Regions from separate parts of the Homo sapiens genome. Here region 2 is linked to region 1. A link is a contact called in ENCODE Hi-C or POLR2A ChIA-PET data. All regions are on one chromosome and are shown on one strand. Each heading gives the region's core, a stretch centred on a gene start or an enhancer-like site at or near the end of the contact. The rest is flanking DNA. Distances are from core to core; before and after follow the strand shown. Region 1 overlaps PTBP3 (polypyrimidine tract binding protein 3). Region 2 overlaps LINC02977 (long intergenic non-protein coding RNA 2977).

The links. A loop is a pair of places that touch in the nucleus more often than their neighbours do. ChIA-PET counts read pairs that join two places held with the same protein, here RNA polymerase II (POLR2A). Pooled maps may share reads with other maps.
Region 2: a loop to region 1 is called in a map with no recorded cell type, with 14 times the contacts of the local background. The contact joins two enhancer-like sites. A Hi-C loop is called at or near these places in 1 of 37 single-sample maps with no recorded cell type and 4 of 50 pooled maps. POLR2A ChIA-PET finds 5 or more read pairs at or near these places in 2 of 52 experiments (activated CD4-positive, alpha-beta memory T cell and activated T-cell).

What each region holds. Positions count from the first base shown.
Region 1 is chr9:112,247,002-112,251,086 of GRCh38, reverse strand. PTBP3 (polypyrimidine tract binding protein 3) reads left to right here. Exons shown (of 14, transcript NM_001163788.4): 7 at 1-158. Among named protein-coding and RNA genes, the nearest start is that of SUSD1, 74 kb to the right of the region's middle. Within about 2 kb of position 1,671, at least 3 of the 41 ENCODE cell types and tissues checked have a DNase peak (open chromatin) inside an H3K27ac peak, as active enhancers do.
Region 2 is chr9:112,030,966-112,033,465 of GRCh38, reverse strand. LINC02977 (long intergenic non-protein coding RNA 2977) reads left to right here. Exons shown (of 3, transcript NR_186812.1): 2 at 2,301-2,398. Among named protein-coding and RNA genes, the nearest start is that of LINC02977, 8.2 kb to the left of the region's middle. RefSeq lists enhancers at 891-1,180, 1,311-1,400. Within about 2 kb of position 1,250, at least 4 of the 41 ENCODE cell types and tissues checked have a DNase peak (open chromatin) inside an H3K27ac peak, as active enhancers do.

The DNA.
Region 1 (4,085 bases), core at 422-2,921:
TATCTATAATGCATGCTGCACTCTGCGCATTGACTTCTCCAAGCTCACCAGCCTTAATGTGAAATATAATAATGACAAAAGCAGAGACTTCACTCGCTTAGACCTTCCTACTGGTGATGGCCAGCCATCCCTTGAACCCCCTATGGCTGCTGCTTTTGGTGAGTAGTTCTTTTTTGGGTCACAAAGCAAGTTTTCTGAAGTTACAAGTTTCATTTATTAAGCCATGTATGTTTATAAGCCTTTTTCTTCTCGAGTTCTCTCAGGATTTATAAAGGAAAGCAAGAATCCTAGAACAAAGTATACCCATTAATTAAATATTAATATTAGGAGGTTCTGTTAGTTGACAGATGAATATCTGAAATTGAGTTACAAATTTATTTTCTAACATTGATATTACTCATTCTTTAAAAGCCACAAACCATTTGCTTCAAATTAGTAGTCTTATTAACATTAACTTAAATATGCTAGTTTATAGCCATAATAATTTTGCCATATATGCTCTTGAGAAAAATACTTTTCCTTTTTTAAGTAGTGATATTTTATATCAAGCTTAAATTAATAGTATGATCTTTTATTCAAAGAAGAGGATTTATTTTGTTTTGTTTCCTAAACTTCAGAACTTCCAGCTGTATCTTAAGCTTGTGTGAAGTTGCATTTTGCATTAGTAAAAATACAGCCTTCTAAATTGTCTCTGCAAATTGTAGCTTTGAAGAGCCTCCCTCTTTTATTTAAAGTAAACCTCTTAAGGAAAAAGCAATGGATGGCCCAGTTTGAATATCTTATTAGGTTAGTATATGCTACTTTTGGTTTCACAGTTCTCAAAAGTGTGGTTTATTACTTAAAGTATTACTACCTTTTGTGATTGATTTTTCCTTTTCCAAATAACACCGTAAAATATTGCTAATTGGGACTTTAAGTAGTATTTAGTTCATCATGTTTTATAGGTGAGAAAATTAAAAGAATTAAGACAATCAAATTATAAAATTAAGACAACCAAATGATTGTCCAAACCCTTCTGAAAAATAGTTCATTATTTTAAAGTAAAAGCTTTTTTATTATTTTTAATTTAAAAAGCCAAGGGAATGATTCAATGCATCTTTCTAATATTGATAAAATGTCTGTTTTGGGTTCTTTGACCAAATTTTTGTGTTTTGTATTTGTTACCAGCCCCTAACTTACTTATCTGATTTGGCAGTGACAAAGGTCTTTTGTCATTACCATTTTAATAACAAATGATAGAAATATTTGGTGCAAAAAAAAAAATACTGGGGCAAATTAAAGTTTGCCAAAACTCAGCTATCAAATTTAAGAATTCACTTATTCTAATAATTGATTATATACTCTTGGTGCAATTAATGTTCTGTATTATGAGAGGAGGACATTTTAAAAATATGTTAAGAATTTTGATTTCTGAATATAAAATATCAGAATGTTCATATCCTTTCTCATTAATGTTATTAGTAAATCCTTAGTCACTGCAAAATAATGTCTACATCCTGAAAAAGTGATTCATCAGAGAGAGAACAATGCACTTTATATATTGTGTGAAAGTTTCTCTACTTTGCCTATCACTAGTATTTGACACAGTTTCACTATTCACTTCTTTTTTCTTTTGGCCTCTGAAACACCACTCTCCTTACTTTCTTCCTACTTCACTGGCTGTTCTTTCTCTTTTAAAGGTTTCTCTTTACAGTTTCTAGGGCTGAGTCATAAGCACTATGTCCTTACTTTTAGTGACATTTGTTATACCTATAGAAAAGCTTATAAAACACGTAAGTATATAAACACCCATGTGACTACCACCCAGGTTAAGAAATAAAATATTTATACATACTGAAGAAGCACCCCGTGTACCTTTCTTCATCACTTTTGTTCACTCTCCTTCCCCCAAGATAACCACAGTCCCAAATTTGATAATTATTCTCTTGCTTTTCTGTTTTCCTGTTGTTTTTTTACCACTCATTATATATCCCTAAATGCAACTTAAAAATTTTTTAAAGCATTCAATACTTTAAAGCATTAGAAAAATTTTAAAGCTGTATTTAGAACCTTACATAAATGGACTCATGCTGGTTTTCTTCTGTGACTTTATTTGCCCTGTATGTCTTTGGTGATTCATCCATATTCATACATGTGGCTGTTGCTCATTCATTCTCAGTACGGTCAAGTCTGTAGTATCCCATTGGAAGAATAATAGATCATGGTTTGTTTATCCATTTTATTGTTGATAAATAGTTTGGTTGTTTTAGTTTGATGCTACTATGAACATTCTTTCCTGCTGGACAAGAGTTTTCTCTAAGAAGTACATAGGAAAGGAATTGTTGGGTCATAGAGAACATATTTCTTCAGTTTCATTACATAATGCCAGTTTTCAAAGTGATTGCACCAGTTTATAACTGCATTGTGAGATTAAAATAATTTTTTTAAGCCATCTCCTACTGAAAGGAGTGAGGTTAAAAAAAATTTTATTTTAGTGTGTGGTAAATGGTATCTTAACATAGTTTTCACTTGCATTTTCCTAATTACTAATGAGGTTGGACATATTTTTATTATTTATCCTCTCATACATTTTGTTTTATTTATTTATTTATTACACGAATAAGTTCTTTAGTGGTGATTTCTGAGATTTCGGTGCACCCATCACCCAAGCAGTGTACACTGTACCCAGTGTGTAGTCTTTTACCTCTCGCCCCCATCCCTGTGCAATTCTTTTGTCTGTTTTTGTGTTTTATTTCTCCTTTTTTTCTTACTTAGTTGTAGGAATTCATTATGTATTCCAGATACTAGTCCATTGTTTGTTATATGGGTTGCAAATAGTTTCTCCCAGTTTTGGCTTGTTGATTTATTCTCTTAATGATACTTTTACGTTGTCAAGTTTGTTTCTTATTTCCTTTACATTTGTGCTTTTTTGTGTGTCTTATTTAAGAAATCCTTTGTGATATAAGGTCATAAATATATTTACTTATATTCTAAAGTTTATGGTGTTTTAGTAATAATTTAAACTTTGCAATTAAATTTTGTCTGAAATTAAGTTGCAAGAGTAGTACAAAGAACTTCTGGGTATCTGTTATTCAGATTGCCCTATTGTTAATATCATGCCATATTTACTTAGATCATCTGAGTATTTATGTGTATGTATGTATATACATATATAATATATACACTACCTATATTTGTGTATGCATGTGTGTGTATATTTATTTTCTCCCACCTCCAAACCACTTGAGTAAGTTGCAGATATGATGTCCCTTTATGTCTAAATTAATCATTGTGTATTTACTAAGAGCAAGGACATTCTTACTAAATACAGTTTAATTATCAAAGTTAGGAAATTAACATCTATACAGTCCTTTAATCCATAGACTTTTTGTTTTGAGATAGTCTTTCTCTGTCTTCGAGGCTAGAGTGCAGTGGCGTGATCATAGCTCATTGTAGCCTTGACCTTGGGCTCAAGCGATCCTCCTGCCTTAGCCTCCAAAGTAGCTAGACTGTAGGTGAACAACACTAAATCTGGCTTTTTCTTTTTTTTTTTTTGTCATTTTTTTTGTGGAGATGGAGTCTTGTTGTTTCAACCAGGCTAGTCTCAAACTCCTGGGCTCAAGTGATCCTCCCACCTCAGCCTCCCAAAGTGCCAGTTGTGAAAATAATGTCTTTTATGACAGAACCTTTTCTGGTAAAGATCCAAACAAGTATCGGGCTAATTTATTTGTCATGTCTCTTTCGAGTCATTTAATTCAGAACACTTCTTTATTCTGTGTCTTTCATAACTATTGTTATTTATTTATTTATTTATTTATTTATTTATTTATTTATTTATTATTGAAACAGGGACTTAATCTGTTGCCCAGGCTGAAGTGCAGTGATGTGATCACAGCTAACTGCAACCTCAACCTCCAGGGCTCAAGTGATCCTTGTACCTCAGCCTCCTGGGTTCAAGTGATCCTTGTACCTCAGCCTCCTGGGTGTCTGGGACTACAGTCACTCACCATCATACCCGGCTAATTTTTATTTTTACTTTCTTGTAGAGACAGAGTCTCACTGTGTTGCCCAGGTTGGACTGTTGGATTTTTAAAGAGTCTAGGGAG
Region 2 (2,500 bases), core at 1-2,500, 220 kb after region 1:
AAAGGAAAATAAATGGTCTAAATTGAGCAACAAGAAAGTAAACTTTTAAGCAGGTACTTTCCAAGTGAAATGAGAACCGGAGATTGGGTCCAAAAGAGAGGATGCCCAGCCAGACTGAACTTTCAAGTGTTTTCCAACTGGAAAGCTCCAATGTCCTCTGATCTCAGTGAATTTCCAATCTAATTTCAAGGAAGTCCCTCAGGAGCCCCATTGCAAGGGTGGTTATAGAACCATTTACAACTGCTTTAATAAAACTAATGCTTATAAAGAAAGAAAACTTGTTTTTTAGTCATCCATAACACAAAAAAGTGAGGTTTGATGCACAGTAAAAGGAATCATTATTTAAGTTAGTCTGAGTTATATTGTATTTTGGAAATGCTCCACATTCAATATTTATGCCACATACTCTAAAACCAAAGTATGTAGATTAAAAAAAAACTATTTCCAGAAATAAGCTTGCTGAATCACCACAGGCTTAATTTATTTATTTTAACTACCAGTTTCCTGAATGTTTTTGTCTAATTGGCCTATCTGCAGTTGCCCTTGGTCCACCCTTGAGCCCACTCTTTAAGCCTGTCTGTCACTTAGAGAAGTACAAGTACTTCCTGCTGAGAATAAAGCCTTGATCGCAATTTCAGTGAATTATCAGGGAAGTGTGAGAATAAGTAGGAATAAATGTCTAAACATTTGGGAAAAACTTGTTTGCAATAAATGTGGTTAACAGAGAGTGAATAGGCTTACTACATAAAATTGTTACTCATCAATTAAAAAAACTGTACAATCCTCCTCCGGGGGAAAATGATCAGATATTTTAAGTCTGCTGATATTTTTCTCTGGATGTCAGACCTGTATACTTTGTCCTGCATTATTGGAGTATAATTGGCAAATAAAAGTTTTATGTATTTAAGGCATACAATGTGATGATATGATACACCTATACACTGTGACATGATTACCTCAATCAAGCTAATTAACACATCCATCACCTCACCTTTTTTGTGTGTGGTGAGAACACTTAGATTTACTCCTATAGCCCATTTCAGGTATACATTATTAACTCTAGTCACCATGCTATACATTAGATCTCCAAAACTTATTCATCTTGTAACTGAAAGTTTGTACTCTTTGACCAACATTCGCCATTCCTCCCCAACCCCTAACTTTGGTAACCACCCTTTTGCTCTCTGTTTCTATGAGTTCTTCTGTTTCGGTTCCACCTGCAAGTGAGATCATGCAGTGTTTGCCTTTGCCTTTCTGTGTCTGGCTTATTTCACTTAGCATTATGTCCTCTAGGTTCATGCATGTTGTTGCAAATGACAGGGATTTCCTCCTCTGCCTCTTCTTCCTTCTTCCTCCTCCTTCTCCTTCTCCTTCCCCTTCTTCTTCCCCTTCTTCCCCTTCTTTCTGTTTTTGCTTTGTTTTGTGTTTGTTTTTGAGATAAGGCTGGTCTTGAACTCCTGGGCTCAAGCAATCCTCCTGCCTCAGCCTACCAACTAGCTGGGGCTGGGTCTGCACGCATGCACCACCATGCCTAGCCGCCTTCATTTTTGGCTGAATGATATTCATGTGTGTGTATGAATATTTTCTTTATCCATTCATTTGTCTACAGGCACTCAGGTTGATACCGTGTCTTGGCTATTGTGAACGACTGTGTAATACATATGGGAGTGCAGATAACCTCTTCCACATACTGATTTTATTTCTTTTGGGTATATACCCAGAAGTGGGGTTGCTGGATCATACCGTAGTTCTATTTTTAATTTTTTGAGGAACTACCATACTGTTTTTCGTAGTGGCTGTACCCACTTACATTCCCACCAACAGTGTGCAAGGGTTTCATTTCTCCATATCTTCATCAACACTTGTTATCTTTTGACTTTTTGTTAATAGCCATTCTAACGGATGTGAAGTGAAAGCTCATTGTGGTTTTGATTTGCATTTCCCTGATGATTAGTGATGTCATACACCTTTTCATATACCTGTTGGTCACTTATATATCTTCTTTGAAAAAAATCTATTCAGGTTCTTTGCCCATTTTTAAAAAATCAGGTAACTTGCTTTTTTTTTTGCTGTTGAGTGGTATTAGTTCCTTACATATAATATTTTGGATATTAACTTTTTATTGATATATGGTTTAAAAATATTTTTTCCCATTCTATAGATTGCTTTTTTATTTTGTTGATTGTTTCCTTTGCTCTGCAGAAACTTTTAGTTTGATATAATCCCATTTGTCTTTTCTTGCTTTTGCTGTCTGGGCTTCTGCTGTCACACCTGTATTTTTGTTTTTGTTTTTGTACCAGAGAAAGTGAAGCAACAAATGAGGAACATGAGAACACTGGAGTAGAAAGCTGGGTGGGCATCAGACAGCTGACCAAAATTTTCACTATCAAAATGGCAGGTGAGATTTTTTTTTATATACTAGTTATCACAACATCTTCAACCTTTTCTTTTTTTTTTGAGACCGAGTCTTGCTCTGTTGCCCAGGTTGGAGTGCAATGGT